2 separate regions of the Mus musculus genome follow, and region 1 is linked to region 2. A link is a loop called in an ENCODE intact Hi-C map of the cell type or tissue named here. Cell type or tissue: left cerebral cortex. All regions are shown on one strand. Links, peaks and the distances in the headings refer to the core of each region. The heading gives the core; the rest is flanking DNA.

The links. Hi-C counts contacts between places; a loop is a spot of excess contacts. Peaks named below come from ENCODE experiments on the same cell type or tissue, not always from the same donor. Only the 100,000 strongest peaks of a DNase experiment are listed, where the experiment ranks them.
Region 1: a loop joins it to region 2, with 7 times the contacts of the local background. A loop is called at or near these places in 17 of 42 quality-filtered maps.

The regions. Positions count from the first base shown.
Region 1 is chr1:178,099,042-178,107,386 of GRCm38, reverse strand. It overlaps Catspere2 (cation channel sperm associated auxiliary subunit epsilon 2), which reads right to left. Exons shown (of 23, transcript NM_001368822.1): 11 at 3,286-3,763. Among named protein-coding and RNA genes, the nearest start is that of Gm25312, 75 kb to the right of the region's middle. In left cerebral cortex, for the core only: no CTCF peak of the experiment used is centred there; a DNase peak (open chromatin) is centred at 3,609.
Region 2 is chr1:177,857,523-177,865,867 of GRCm38, reverse strand. It overlaps Catspere1 (cation channel sperm associated auxiliary subunit epsilon 1), which reads right to left. Exons shown (of 22, transcript NM_001368823.1): 8 at 8,332-8,345; 9 at 5,538-6,030. Among named protein-coding and RNA genes, the nearest start is that of Catspere1, 53 kb to the right of the region's middle. In left cerebral cortex, for the core only: no CTCF peak of the experiment used is centred there; no DNase peak of the experiment used is centred there.

The sequences.
Region 1 (8,345 bases), core at 253-8,252, 240 kb before region 2:
TTGGTAAGGAGAGACCTTGGTGGGCTGGCTCCTCTGCTCTTTCTTCAGAGTAGTCTGTGCTCTGTTCCCCTCATATCTCCTACTTACCACAGCATCTGAAGGCAACTTCTGACTTACCAGCTTCTCCCAACATTCTGTTCCCTAGTTCTCTCAGTAATACCTGCTTTCTTTTTTTTTTTTTCTTCCCATTTTGCCATCTGAATGCAATATGTCTTCAATTTTACACTCAGCCTCTGCCATTCTGTTTTCTGCTTGGCCTGGTCTACTTTCCACCATGGCCATTTCCACCCATTCTGTTTTCTCCTTCCCTTGCTGGATTTCTCATCCATGGTGGTTTTCTTGCCTTCTATTTATTTCTCTCTCTCTCTTTTTTTTCCTTTTTTGGTTTTTAGAGACAGGGTTTCTCTGTATAGCCCTGGCTGTCCTGGAACTCACTTTGTAGACCAGGCTGGTCTCAAACTCAGAAATCCTCCTGCCTCTGCCTCTCAAGTGCTGAGATTACCATCACTGCCCGGCCTTCTATTTATTTCTTTGTTTCATTCATTTGCTTGTTTGAATTACCTGTAAGGTTAGTGACTGAAAACAAAATAAAGCAACAACAGAAAACTAGATTCTTGAGTCCTTATCTGGCATTTCAACTGCTTCAGCACCCTGGACCCAGTTAAGGACGAGGTCAGGGAGAATGTCTAGTGGGATGTTTTCCCCTTTACTTCATCTGGGACTCCAACCTATGGGATGGCACTGCACCACTCAGAGATGCATTTCCCTGGAATCCTACCTGGAAATACTTAACGGCCTGCTTTACTAATCTCCGTAAGCACTCTTTAGCCAAGTCAGCAATCATAATTAACCATCAAAGTCCTCTTCTTGACAACTTGGCATTCAGCCTTAAACCAAAACTCTCCACTACTGAACTGCCCTCTCCCTGCAATGACCACGTCTGACCATCTTACAATCAAAATACATTGAGTCCGTCTCTTTACATTTATTCCAGTCTTAAACGTCCCAAGTTTAGTTTCTTCTGAGATTCAAAGCAAACTCTTAGCTATGAACATGAACAAAATATATACATTTTCAAGGGACATTAGCACATAATAAACACTCCTATTTGGTGGGGGGAGGGAGGACAGGAAAATGGGAAAGATGTCAAGGCAAATGTTAAATCCTTCAGCAGTATTCCCAATTTTTGAGGCCCATTGTGGTGGTGGGATGTGGTCTCAAAAAGTCGGTATTCGTAAATGATAGGTATTGGTAAATGATAAACTTATAAAGGTATTGTAAATGTCAATAAGAGCAGTAGTAGAGTTTCTGGGAAGCTCTGGAGTTCAGAAAGGCCAGAGGTCATGCTCAGCTATTTCAAATGACACTTGCTGATCACGCAAGACAACCTGAAACTGACCTCAAGTTACCAGTGTTGACAAGTTGAAAGTCTGATAAATATTGATTCCAAGGGAAGTGCTAGGAAAGGGGGCAACATGAAGGAAGAAAATTGAAGTGCATGAATTAAAGGGTAACTCGAGGCCAAGAAAAAGTGATTGCAAGTTATGACATTTAATCTACAGGATTTCAAAGCTGAGGCTTAGAGGGGTTAAATGTCTTGAATGCCTTGATTGTGGATTTGAACAAAGACCTATATAAACCTATGTTAAATTATGAATTGAACTGTATACATCCAAAAGGATATGTTGAAATTTTAATACCCAGGACCAAGAACTTCAAAATATTATTTTTTGAATATTTATATATTATTCGGATATAACTGGCCCCTAATCCACAATGGCTATGTCCTCTGTGTGTGTGTGTGTGTGTGTGTGTGTGTGTGTGTGTGTGTGTGTGGTTTATGAGGGTAATGGGTATATGTATATGTGCTTATTTGTGAATACCATGATATATTTGTAAAGAAAGGTCAGAGGACATGAAAACAGAGGCACACATGAAGAACACAAGTGTGGTAAAAGAAGTAGACACTGAATTGATGTGTGTGTGAGAAAAATAAAGGCAAAACAAACAAACAAAGAGAAAAACAAAAAGCAGTAATCAAGAGACCACCCCCTCCTCCACTGCAGGTTGCAGAAGAACATGTCCTATTGGCACCTTGACTTCTGGCTCCTTGCTTGTAGGTCTGTGTTATGAGGCTACAGATGGAGGTACTTAGTTGTGTGAACTTTAGGAACATTAAACAGTACAACTCCCCTCACTGCAGCAAATACATAAGCTGCTTTGTTAGTATCTGGCAATCAAGTGAAATGAATCTTTTGAGTTTGCCCTTCTGCCCATGGGATCATGGTTTAATGAAGTGGAAACTTGAGGTTTCCTTTGGAGAGTCAATTGTGATGGATGGTGTTTTGCTGCGATGAACACCTAAAGGAGTGATTTCCTGAAATGGACACTGGTGAAAAATCTAAGGCAGACTCATGAAGGAACTTTTAACTGAAGCAGACACAAGAGAAAGGATGTTCTGCTAAAGCAAACAGGTCAAAGAACATGCAATAAAGAATTCTTTGCTAACAACAGGCATGTGTTGGTTTGCCTTACATTGCATAGTTGAGCTCCATTTGTTGGGACTCTGTGGACTCCGGATGGTTGGACACATGTTGAGACAGGACACGAGGAGGACAGGTGATGTTTGGAGGGTAGAAATAGGTCTCGAAAAAGTGACAGAGACAGACCTTGGCTTGCTGGTACAGCTTGCTGTGCAATGCTTGTGGGTCTGAGTCTTTGCTGATCTTCACTCTGATGAGAGAGGCACAGCTGAGAACTTCTCCTGACATTCCTCCTGATCCCTCTTGCTGACTTGAGTGGAGGCTGAGGCCTGGCTGTGTCTGCTAGGTGGTGTCACCACTGTTGCTAACCCAACTCAACCAAACTGGACTGCTGGTGTATCCATGAAGTATGTGTGAGTGGATTGAACTGTGCTGCCTAATGACCTGTGAACCTAACGGCCGATTTCTAGACAACACAGAGGGGAGTTGCTTCAAAGAACCATTTCTAAACAGGTCTACTTCCCCTGAATCCTTTCTTTCCCATTACCTCTGGTGGGTGTTGGGTTACAAGAAAGGTTAAAGTGTTTAAGAGACATCAATTAACAAAGGTTTTGAAAAAAGTAAAGGTACACTTTAATATTGGTCAAATGTAGAATCTATTAAGCTTTAGGTGCTAGCTAAAGATATATATAGATATATAGCAATAGCCATCAAGAGTACCACATATTGGAACATTCACAATCTCTATATAACTAATATAATGAGACGCAGAATACTTTTAGCAGGATTGAGAATACCCTACCTGTAAGGACTTGGTGGATGTTGCTGCCCTGTGATAACGATGACAGATTGGTCTCTCCTGAAGCTGTTGTTATAGTTCCAAAAACAGCAAAATTTCTGTAGCCATAGTAAACCTGGTGTTCGTCCCACACGATAATATCAGGCATGGCAGAGTAAAGAAAGCGATACTCTAACTTGGCCTCCTTGGGCACTTGTAGTTCAAAGTCCTGGAGTTTCCACGAAAAATATGCAGAATTAAATATTACCATGCGAATGTTCTTGGTGGTGGTGCAGACAGAGCAGTGTGACAGTAAAGCAGCAGCCTCCAGCGGATGCCATGAATACTCAACAGTAATTATTTCCAGGGTGTCAGTGGGAGGGAGCTTTAGAAGATATTTTAGCCGTGAAGTAGTTGTGAATCTCATAAATTTAAATTTACCAAATCCACCGTAAACTTCACTTTTTGTCCAAGCTAACACAAAAGTTCGTCCTGCTGCACTCTAGCAAGAAAAACAAATTGAAAAAAAAAGTCCTTAGTGATAGAGAGGTGATCTACCAATTTCTGTCTTCTATTTTTACTAGACTGGCAGTGGAAAATAGAGACTGGAAGAGTAACTCTATAGCCACACAAGCCCTGGATTCCACCCCAACTACCAAAAATAATAAGAAGAAAAGGAAGCAATTACCAAAAGTAGTAAGAGGGAAAGACATTAATTACCAAGTTTTCTTTAAGTGTATTTCAGAGTACTTCATGTACTGAGCTCCATTAAATAAAAACACATCATATCACATATTATGAAAAAAAATCTAAAATTTTTCCTGATATTTCTAGCAGTAGAAAGAATAACTATTATTTCCTTTAAAACTTTAAATATATTAGCCTTTCTTTGCTTATTTATTTATCCCTCTTGCTAGGCATGGTGGTGTACACTGAAAATCTCAGGAGGCTGAAGAAGAGTTTGAGTTTGAGGCCAGCCTGGGCTATATAGTGAGACCTTGTCTCAAAAACAAACAACCATCAAACCCAAATATCCCATGGAACAACAAGATAACAACAACAAAAATCTTTTAATTTTTATCATTATATAATATATCCATGAGTTTCTATAAAATAGTGTTAATTAAAGTGTAATGTTAACATGACAATGTGTTATCAGATTTGTAGCATATTTAGAAGTAGAATGATTCACAGCATTGAGGTATAAGTAGAAAGGCATAGTCATAAGGTCCTATGGGAGTATGCCCTAATTATTTAAAATGAAACCCTGGTAGCTTGAAGTTGATTATTTTAAATCCAAGGATGGCTGCACAAAGCAGTTTTTATTTTAAAAGGTCTCTATGTGAGACAACATAGAAATACTAAAAACATTGCATGATATATTTAGAATGAGGCAAGAATAGATGAACAAAGGACCAAAGAGCCGGTTCAATAGATAGGTAATTGATGTTGTTTTATGGAGGTGCAGATCACTGGTACAACACCTGATTAGCATGCATGGGGGCCTAGGTTCAATGCCTAGTAAGGTGGGAAGAATCCAAAATAGTGAAATTTTATTCCCTGTCTCCAAAGGCTTAGTGTGTGTGGGAGTGCGAGTGTGTTTGTGTGGTGTCCATGTGAGTATATTCTCAAAGGTGTTCCTGTGCCCAGAAAGGCCAAAAAAATAATTTGATTCCTCACTCCTGAGTTGTAGGCCTTTGAGAGCCACCAGTATGGGTACTTGGATCCAAACTCTGGTTCTCACAGTTAAGAAACAAGCACTCTTAAACATTAAGCAATCTCTCCAGCCACCCAAATAGTAGTCGTAATTTATTCAAGCCCTAGCAATAGTTAACAGTACATCTAAATAAGACTCTACTCAAAAGCAGAGATTAACACTATGGATTAACAACAACACAAGAAAGGTTAAGTCTATAAAAAGTATTCCTTAAGTACAAAGTCATAAGAAGTCATGGTTAAAGAGAAGACATAAGCAAGAAATAGATCAGAGCTAGGGGCTGGGTGTGCTTAGTATATGTGAGGTCCTGGGATTGAACCCCAGCACTGGAAATTAAAAAAGAGGATGTCTCTTTAGAAGATTAAAATGAAATGCTGATCTACACCCTCTGAGAGGTGAAATGTTGAAAGACTGAATATGTCAAAGGTTGGTATAAAGTGTAACCACTATGAAAAACATCTACCATAAATATTTCATAGTCACTACAGCTTTTAAAATCAATATTGATATGTATTAGAAGAAGACACTACTGTGGACTACCTTCCCAGGCTTCTGCTACTTTTCTAATGTGGAAACAGAAATGTTTGACTTGAGATATCTCTCCTTTTATAATACAGAAATGTGTCTCCCCAGTTCATACGACCAAAAACTCTAACCAAAGCAACATCAAGGGAGAAGGGTTTGTTTTCTTTTGGCTCAAAATTCCAGGTGATCGTCCATCATTGTAGAGAAGCCAAAGCAAGAGCCTGAACCAGGGTCACACTCACAGTCAAAGCAGTGAGAGTCAACACATGCTCACCAAGGCTCAGGCCTCTCTCTACACGAAACACAGTCCAGGGCCTAAACCTAAAAACTGGTACTGCCTACTTTTAGGCTGGACTTTCACTGTCAATTAACAATAAAGATGCCCCCAGAGATCATTCTGATGAAGATAATTACTTAATTCAGACTTTTCTTTCCACCTCTCAAATGAGTAACTCACACAGCTACTGCAAATTCAAATTCCTACAATACTGTGAGTTCGCTATCTACAAGGACTAGAGTAAAACAATTCTAAAAAATATTTTTTATTTTTAAGATTGAAATTACATCATTTCCCCGTCTCTTTCCTTCTTCTAAATCCTCCCCATATCCCCTTCTTCCCTTCTTTCAAAATCTTGATTTGTGTTTCCATTAGTTGTTGCTTCATCAATGTGTGTGTACATGGATATTCTTAAATATAACTGGTTTGGTCTGCATTCTTTTAAGTATTCTAGAATACAGACCATTTAATTTTTACATTTTTAAAAAAATTTTTATTTTTTTATGTGTGTGAGTGTTTTGCATAAATGTATGTCTGTGTAACCATTTGCATGTCTGGTGCCTAAGGAGGTCAGAAGAGGGTGTTGAATTCCCCTGGGACTAGAGTTACACATAGTGCTGAGATGCCAGTTAGGTGGCTGGGAATCGAACTCAGGTCCTCTGGAAGAACAGCCAGAGCTCTTACTGCTAAGCCAACTCTTCAGGCCCTTCTCTTTTTTTAGAATAAAAGGCTGACTGACATAAGTTGGAATGTGGTAGTGTTGAGGTTAGGTCTTGCTGTTTATTGTAATGATTAAGTGCAGGTCCCCAAGACCTAGAGTCTTGGGTAGACCCAAGTGATGCTATATGACTTTGCTCCTAAGTTATTTCTGAATGGTAAATGAAGATGCCGACAGTTAATAGTTGGGCAAAAGAGACCTAGGTGGTTTCATGGTTTGAATGTGCTTGTCTTGGGAAGTGGCATGATTTGGAGGTGTGTCCTTGTTGGAATAGGTGTGTCACTGTGACTTTGGGCTTTAAAACCCTCAACCCAACTTCCTGGAAGTCAGTCTTCCAATAGCAGCCTTCAGTTGAAGGTGAAGAACTCTCAGGTCCTCCTGTACCATGCCTGCCTGGATGCTGCCATGTTCCTGTTTGGATGATAATGGACTGAACCTCTGAACCTGCCCCAGTCAAGTGTTGTCCTTATAAGACTTGCCTTGGTCATGGTGTCTGTTCACAGCAGTAAAATCCTAACTAGGACAGGTAGGGTTTAGGATTCCTGGGCTTGAGGTTGGAGAAGAAGAAGGTAAAGGAGGAGGAGGAAGACACTATGGGTTAAAGGTCAAGAAAACATGGGCCTGAGGGCTGGCAAACTGGAGGCAAAGAGCAGCCCAGATGAACTACAGTAGTAACTCTGGGTTATCAATAGAAAAGTAGGTTCTAATAATGTAGGGGATAAATATCTGCCCAACTCTTGGGCTGTTTAAGGCTTACTGTAAACATGAAGGTTGTATATGTCTTTTATTCGGGAACTGAATGATCAAAGGCGGGGTAGAATGTCCAGATCCAGACTAAAACTTTCAACAACACATTAGCTCTTTTTGAAGGTCATTATTTTATGCAAAAAGCTTGTTCCAGGTTCCTCCTTTGCCCTTTGCCACCTGATATCTGAACTCTGACCATCAGAGGTCACTTCTGAGTATAGCTACCTTGCTGGAATTTGCATTTTCCTTTGAGTCAGTCCTTTGGGACAGCTTTTATTTGTCTCAGAATTTCTCTTGTTGTAGCAATATTTGGGTGCAGAGTTAGGGTCTGAGTGGTGGTGTGACCCTTGATGCTTGTCCTCTTGAAGGAACAAATTCAGTCAAGACATAAGTTAAGCAGAGGCTTATGTCCTGAAGCATCAGTGTAGCTGGCGAGGCTAGCCAGAGTGGAGTGGAACAGCTTGTTTGGCTCCGTGTTGTGGAGTTACAAAATGTTTTATGAGTGTTTATAAGGTGGCCGTTAGAGCATCTGGGCTCTTTAGGACATAAGAAGAGAATATTATAAGAAAGCCCTGCCCCATCTTTGCTACCATCAGCAGGAACAACCCCACCCCCAAGTGGCCAGGATTCAAGACAACTGCAATTGTCTGTTACACATTACTCAGCTCTATCCTGGTCATCTTGGCTATCACATATATTCTAACAGCTTAAGAGACTTGTTTTTGCTATGGCATATTTCCTTAGGAGCCCAACAATGTAGTTAAAAAACATTTAAATGTTTGTGCAATATTTTTAATGTTTTGTAATAAGAATTCTGTGATGTTCATTATATATACTATGGTAATGATTTGATTAATTTTGAAAGCTCACTGGGAATTGGGGAGAATATATAAGGGAGCTTTTGTCCCCACAATATGACTGCACTGCTTGCTCTGCATGATGCCATAAAGTACCGATTTTACTCTTTGTCACTGAGGATGCATCTTTACTGCTAAGAGACCCCAGAAACCAAGACTTGAAACCAAGAGATACAACTGTTTACATATTTAGATAAATAACTGTGCCTATAGGACAATCTAAGTTTGAACATGCTGAATCTT
Region 2 (8,345 bases), core at 127-8,126:
CAGTATGCCCCTCCTTAGAAGTGGGAACAAAATTCCCATGGAAGGAGTTACAGAGACAACGTTTGGAACTGAGACGAAAGGATGAACCATGTAGAGACTGCCATATCCAGGAATCCACCCCATAATCAGCTTCCAAACGCTGACACCATTGCATACACTAGCAAGATTTTATCGAAAGGATCCAGATGTAGCTGTCTCTTGTGAGACTATGCCGGGGCCTAGCAAACACAGAAGTGGATGCTCACAGTCAGCTAATGGATGGATCACAGGGCTCCCAATGGAGGAGCTAGAAAAAGTACCCAAGGAGCTAAAGGATCTGCAACCCTATAGGTGGAACAACATTATGAACTAACCAGTACCCCGGAGCTCTTGACTCTAGCTGCATATGTATCAAAAGATGGCCTAGTTGGCCATCACTGGAAAGAGAGGCCCATTGGACATGCAAACTGTATATACCCCAGTACAGGGGAATGCCAGGGCCAAAAAAAAAAAAAAAATGGGAATGAGTGGGTAGAGAAGTGGGGGGGAGGGTATGGGGGACCTTTGGGATAGCATTGGAAATGTAATTGAGGAAAATATGTAATAAAAATAAATTAATTAATTTAAAAAAAAACCTTTAAATACACCAGCCTTTCCTTGCTCATTTATTTATCCCTCTTGCTAGGCATGGTGGTGTGCACCGAAAATCTCTGAAGTTAGGAAGTTGAAGAAGATTTTGAGTTTGAGGCCAGCCTGGGCTATATCGTGAGTCCTTATCTCAAAAACAAACCAACTGAGTGGGGGGGAGGGTACGGGGGACTTTTGGGATAGCATTGGAAATGTAAATGAAGAAAATACCTAATTAAAATAAAATTTTAAAAAAAAACGACCATAAAACCCAAATATCCTATGAAACAACAAGATAACAACAATAAAAATCTTTTAATTTTTTTCATTTTACATGTATGAGTTTCTATAAAATACTGTTAAAGTGTATTGTTGACATGACAATGTGTTATGAGATTTACAGCATATTTAGAAGCAGAATGATACAAAGCATTGAGGTATAAGAAGAAAGGCATAGTCATAAGGTCCTACTGGACTGTGCCCTAATTATTTAAAATTAAACCCTGGTAACTTAAAGATGATTATTCTAAATCCAAGTATACTAAATCCAAGGATAGATTGCCTGGTGCTGTTTGTATTTTGATACTAATTCTGCTTTCTCAACAGAAGCGGCCTAGAGGAGGAATAGATCACATCCTCAGGTGATTTCATGTAAACTTCCTTCCCAATTTACCGTTTTCCCATTTTACCTGGTCAAATAAAGGCTACAGCCTGTGATTTGGGCAGAAGAAAAAAGAAAGGTGGAGCTGAGAGTTTTCGAGAGGATGAGAGAGGAAAGAGGGAGAGAGATGAAGAAACAGAGGAGAGAGGAGAGAGAGGATGACAGAGAAAGAAGAGATACAAAGAAGATGAAGCAGAAACACGAGACCTGGAAGAACCTCCAGTATTAACAGATTGCATAGCTGGGGAATAGAAGAGTATAGTGGTAAATCTATCTAGGCATACAGTTTATAAATATAACTTGAGTTTTGTTTTCTTTACACAGGCTTTATTGAGGTTAGAGATTTACCACAACATATAGATGCCAAAATCAGTTTTTATTTTAAAAGGTCTTTATGTGAAACAACAGAAAAATACTAAAAAATTGATGATCTATTTAAAATGAGGCAACAATGGATAAACAAAGGACCAAGGAACTGGTGGGATAGATAGGTAATAAAACTTGCTTTAGGGAGATGCAACTCAGAGGTACAACACTTGAATGGCATGCATGGAGGCCTAGGCTCAGTGCCTGTAGAGAGGAGAAGCAGCCAAAATAGTGATCTTTTATTCCCTGCCCCAAAAGGATTAGTGTGTGTGTGTGTGTGTGTGTGTGTGTGTGTGTGTGTGTGTGTGTGTAAGCTTGTGAGGTGTCCATATGAGTATATTCGCAAACTTGTTTATGTTCCTAGGAAGGCCAAAAAAAAAAAAAAAAAAAAATTCCATTTCTCACTCCTGAGTTGTAGGCCTTTGAGAGCCACCAGTATGGGTACTTGGATCCAAACTCTGGTTCTCATGGTTAAGAACCAAGCTCTCTTAAATACTAACCAATCTCTCCAGCCACCCAAATAGTAGTGATAATTTATTTAAGCCCTAGCAATAGTTAACAGTACATCTAAATAAGACTCTACTCAAAAGCAGAGATTAACACTATGGATTAACAACAACACAAGAAAGGTTAAGTCTATAAAAAGTATTCCTTAAGTACAAAGACATAAGAAGTCATGGTTAAAGGGAAGACATAAGCAAGAAATAGATCAGAGCTAGGGGCTGGGTGTGCTTAGTATATGTGAGGTCCTGGGATTGAACCCCAGCACTGAAAATTAAAAAACAGGATGTCTCTTTAGAAGATTAAAATGAAATGCCGCTGTACACCCTCTGAGAGGTGAAATGTTGAAAGACTGAATATGTCAAAGGTTGGTATAAAGTGTAACCACTATGAAAAACATCTACCATAAATATTTCATAATCACTACGGCTTTTAAAATCAATATTGATATGTATTAGAAGAAGAATGTATGTATGAAGAATGTATGTATGTTTGACTTGAGATATCTCTCCTTTTATAATACAGAAATATGTCTCCCCAGTTCATACGACCAAAAACTCTAGCTGAAGCAACATCAAGGGAGAAGGGTTTGTTTTCTTTTGGCTCAAAATTCCAGGTGATAGTCCATCATTGTAGAGAAGCCAAAGCAAGAGCCTGAACCAGGGTCACACTCACAGTCAAAGCAGTGAGAGTCAACACATGCTCACCAAGGCTCAGGCCTCTCTCTACACGCAACACAGTCCAGGGCCTAAACCTAAAAACTGGTACTGCCTACTTTTAGGCTGGACTTTCACTGTCAATTAACAATAAAGATGACCCCCAGAGAACAGCCTGTTGAAGATAATTACTTAATTCAGACATTTCTTTTCACATCTCATATGAGAAACTCACACAGCTACTCCAAATTCTAATTCCTACAATAATGTGAGTTGGCTGCTATTTACGAGGTCCAGAGTAAAACAATTCTAAAAAATATTTTTTATTTTTAAGATTAAAATTGCATAATTTCCCAGTCCCTTTCCTTCTTCCAAATGCTCCCATATCCCCTTCTTCCCCTCTTTCAAAATCCTGATTTGTATTTCCATTATTTGTTCCTTCATGAATGTGTGTGTACATGGATATTCTTAAATATAACTGGCTTGGTCTGAACTCTTAAGTATTCTAGAGAACAGACCATTTAATTTTTAGATTTATTCAATTCATTGTTTCATGTGTTTTGCATAAATGCATGTCTGTGTACCCATTTGCATGCCTGGTGCCTAAGGAGGTCAGAAGAGGGTGTTGAATTCCCCTGGGACTAGAGTTACACATAGTGCTAAGATACCAGGTAAGTGGCTGGGAATCGAACTCAGGTTGTCTGGAAGAACAGCAAGAGCTCTTTACTGCTTAGCCAACTCTTCAGGCCCTTCTCTCTTTTTAGGAATAAAAGGCTGACATAGGTTGGAATGTGTTAGTGTTGAGGTTTGTTCTTGCTGTTTATTGTAATGATTAAGAGTCTTGGGTAGACCCGAGTTATGCTATATGACTTTGCTCCCAAGTTATTTCTGAATGGTAAATGAAGATGCCGACAGCTAATAGTTGGGCAAAAGAGGCATAGGTGGTTTCATGGTTTGAATGTGCTTGTCTTGGGAAGTGGCACTATTTGGAGGTATGGCCTTGTTGGAATAGGTGTGTCACCGTGACTTTGGGCTTTAAAACCCTCAACCCAACTTCCTGGAAGTCAGTCTTCCAATAGCAACCTTCAGTTGAAGGTGAAGAACTCTCAGGTCCTCCTGTACCATGCCTGCCTGGATGCTGCCATGTTCCTGTTTGGATGATAATGGACTGAACCTCCGAACCTGCCCCAGTCAAATGTTGTCCTTATAAGACTTGCCTTGGTCATGGTGTCTGTTCACAGCAGTAAAATCCTAACTAGGACAGGTAGGGTTTAGGATTCCTGGGCTTGAGGTTGGAGAAGAAGAAGGTAAAGGAGGAGAAGGAAGACACTATGGGTTAAAGGTCAAGAAAACATGGGCCTGAGGGCTGGCAAACTGGAGGCAAAGAGCAGCCCAGATGAACTACAGTAGTAACTCTGGGTTATCAATAGAAAAGTAGGTTTTAATAATGTAGAGGATAAATATATGCCCAACTCTTGGGCTGTTTATGTTCACTGTAAACATGAAGGTTGTATGTGTTTTTTATTCGGGAACTGAATGATCAAAGACGGGGTAGAATGTCCAGATCTGGACTAAAACTTTCAACAACACATTAGCTCTTTTTGAAGGTCATTATTTTATGCAAAAAGCTTGTTCCAGGTTCCTCCTTTGCCCTTTGCCACCTGATATCTGAACTCTGACCATCAGAGGTCACTTCTGAGTATAGCTAACTTGCTGGAATTTGCATTTTCCTTTGAGCCAGTCTTTTGGTACAGCTTTCATCTGTCTCAGAATTTCTCTTGTTGTAGCAATATTTGTGTGCAGGGTTAGGGTCTGAGTGGTGGTGTGACCCTTGATGCTTGTCCTCTTGAAGGAACAAATTCAGTCAAGACATAAGTTAAGCAGAGGCTTATGTCCCAAAGCATCAGTAGCTGGCGAGGCTAGCCAGAGTGGAGTGGAACAGCTTGTTTGGCTCCATGTTTTGGAGTTACAAAATGTTTTATGAGTGTTTGTGAGGTGGCCGTTAGAGCATCTGGGCTCTTTAGGACATAAGAAGAGAATATTGTAAGAAAGCCCTGCCCCATCTTCACTACCATCAGCAGGAGCAACCCCACCCCCAAGTGGCCAGGATTCAAGACAACTGCAATTGTCTTTCACACATTACTCAGCTCTATCCCGGTCATCTTGGCTATCACGTACATTCTAACATTCAGCTTAAGAGACTTGTTTTTGCTATGGCATATTTCCTTAGGAGCCCAACAATGTAGTTAAAAAACATTTAAATGATTATGCAATATTTTTAATGTTTTGTAATAAGAATTCTGTGATGTGTATTATCTATACTATGATAATGATTTGATTAACTTTGAAAGCTCACTGGGAATAGGGGAGAATATATAAGGGAGCTTTTGTCCCCACAATATGACTGCACTGTTTGCTCTGCATGTTGCCATAAAGGACTGATTTTACTCTTTGTCACTGAGGATGCATCTTTACTGCTAAGAGACTTCAGATACCAAGACTTGAAACCAAGAGATACAACTGTTTACATATTTAGATAAATAACTGTGCCTATAGGACCATCTGAGTTTGAACATGCTGAATCTTCGCTGATCCTAAAAGCTAGAGGGTCAGTACCTGTCTGGGAGCAATAACCATATAAAATGCTGTGTAATTGATTCCTGATATATTCCTGAACAAATAGTATAGAAAAATATCTAATTATATCTAAGTAATATATATACTCACATATATCATCTTTCACTAACCTTATATAAATATCTAATCTGACACCATCTTCTTTTTGAAAAGCCAAGAATTCCAGTTTCAGAAATACCTCTGCTTTCATCCAGTTTTGTAAATTCATCTTCTGTTCTTAGGTAAACAGTACCGTCTACTAGAAACAGAGTTCCTTGGTCAAATATGATCACGTCCCTCAGACTGTGCCTTTGAGCATCACTCAGGATACCTGGAGGGGCTCTTACTCTGGTCCAGGTTTGAAAGGAATCATTTGTTTGGAAAGTCTCCTGGTCAGTGGCCAAGAGAGCAAATGTAGAGATACAGGTATCCCAGCTAAGCATCAATGGACTTCCAGGTGGCACGGTGAGGGGCTCATATCCAGGAGGTTCAGAAATTATGGTCATGGGATATGTCAGCATGAAGTAGAGATTTGCAATGAAGCAGTCCTGGAAAGCCACTTTGTTACCTCGTATCACTTTGGCTATATCATCTGAAGACATTGGCAGGTGAATGACCCAGGTTCTAAGGAGAAGAAAAATGAGAAATAGAAAAAACAGGAGTTGGCACCCTGATCCTTCCTTTCTACAATTTATCTCAGAGCGTATACTTAAAAAAAAAAAAAAGTTTAAGCTTTTATCAGCATAAGCTGCTATGGCTTCAGTTTTCATTGTTCACTCTGACAGAGGAACGTAATATGGACTTTTGATATTCTTTCTCCAGCAATGTGTCTCTCTAACCACAAATGAACAGTTCCATAACCCCGTTTTTTTTCCATTTTTTATTAGGTATTTAGCTCATTTACATTTCCAATGCTATACCAAAAGTCCCCCATACCCACCCACCCCCACTCCCCTACCCACCCACTCCCCCTTTTTGGCCCTGGCGTTCCCCTGTACTGGGGCATACAAAGTTTGCGTGTCCAATGGGCCTCTCTTTCCAGTGATGGCCGACTAGGCCATCTTTTGATACATATGCAGCTAGAGTCAAGAGCTCTGGGGTACTGGTTAGTTCATAATGTTGTTCCACCTATAGGGTTGCAGATCCCTTTAGCTCCTTGGGTTCTTTCTCTAGCTCCTCCATTGGGAGCCCTGTGATCCATCCATTAGCTGACTTTGAGCATCTACTTCTGTGTTTGCCAAGCCCCGGCATAGTCTCACAAGAGATAGCTACATCTGGGTCCTTTCAATAAAATCTTGCTAGGGTATGCAATTATAACCCCGTTTCTTACATACAGTTTCAAACATCACCTATTGCTTTCTTCAGTGGCAAGCACATCCATTAGTTACACCAATGGCTGCTTCTATGTCTAAGGCAAATCACGGCAGGTGTTATGCAATAGGTGTAGAGAAATAGGAAACTTCATCTACTGCTGAGGGAAATCTGAATGGTGCAGTGATTTCACAACTATGCATATCTAGCCATTTCTAAAAAATCCAAAGTGGAGTGTAATGTGAGACTCCAATCTCACTTCTTGATATATACTGAGGAGAAACACAACTTGTTGTCACTTGAACATCTACATACGGATGCCTCCTGCAGCATTATCCTAAACAGACCTGAATAAGAAAATAACCAACATATTTATCAACTTTAGAATCATTGAACAATGTGCCATGCTTGTGTAACAGTGGCAGCACCGATGGGCCGCTGTCAACATACCGAATTCACAAATTATCAATGTACACATTGAATTAGTTTAAATTACAGCTTAAAAGGGTGAGGCTATGTGGCACGTAAATTATCTTCAACAAAGCTTGTTAAAGACAGGAAAGGAAAATGTTCTCATAACCTTCCCACCCTTCTGCTACATCAGAGATGGCCTTCAGTCTGCTTTTGTAGGGACTGCTTCTGCTGTCCCACTTCCCAAGTGTTATAAAAGCAGGAAGAATTTGAGTTCTGGCTTATTAATGTTCTGAAGATCCTTTGAGTGGTACTTCTTATTCTTCCTACTCATGACAGTTTTCTGCATCTCTCAGAATTTGTCTGTTCTCTTAGGTCCCAGTTTGAAGGTTCTTGTATACATGGCCCAACCACCCATTCTTACAAGGCTCTCCCGCTAACTCCACTTTCAGGCACTCGTTTTTCCCCTCTTCTGCAGCCAGCATCAGGCATTGCTATGTTGTACAGTAGAACCTCTTTCAGAACATGTCTGTTCCCTTGTTGAGAACAGTAGCTGTATCCTACCTTCCATTAGTTAACATGTTACCACCTCTTTCAGAACATGTCTGTTCCCTTGTTGAGAACAGTAACTGTATCCTACCTTCCATAGTTAACATGTTACCACCTCTTTCAGAACATGTCTGTTCCCTTGTTGAGAACAGTAACTGTATCCTACCTTCCATAGTTAACATGTTACCAACTCTTCAGAACATGTCTGTTCCCTTGTTGAGAACAATAGCTGTATCGTACCTTCCATAGTTAACATGTTACCTCTCAGGTTCAAATTTATGGGTAGGAGCAAGGGTGTCCTAAGCAAACTGGTAGAGGCTATGACCACTACATCTTTCACACCACAGCAGCCCACTTTCACAGCTGAGGTAGGGACCCTTTAGGGATATGGTCACCCCCAATCGGACTTTTAGATTGAGGGTTAGGCTTTTAACCGCATAGTGAAACAATCATCCAAGAATGTGATTGCTATTTTCTGAGTTTATCTATCATTTGGAATTATCACAGAAAAAACTTTTTTTTCCTATATCATAAAAAGAATTCTTTCCTTGGAAATCACATGCCATGTACACTTCATAAAAGTCTAATAATGTTTTCAAATCTCTTTCAAAGCTTCTGTTTTTAAAATTCAAAGTGAATTAAAAAATTAAATACCCTTCTGAAGTTAA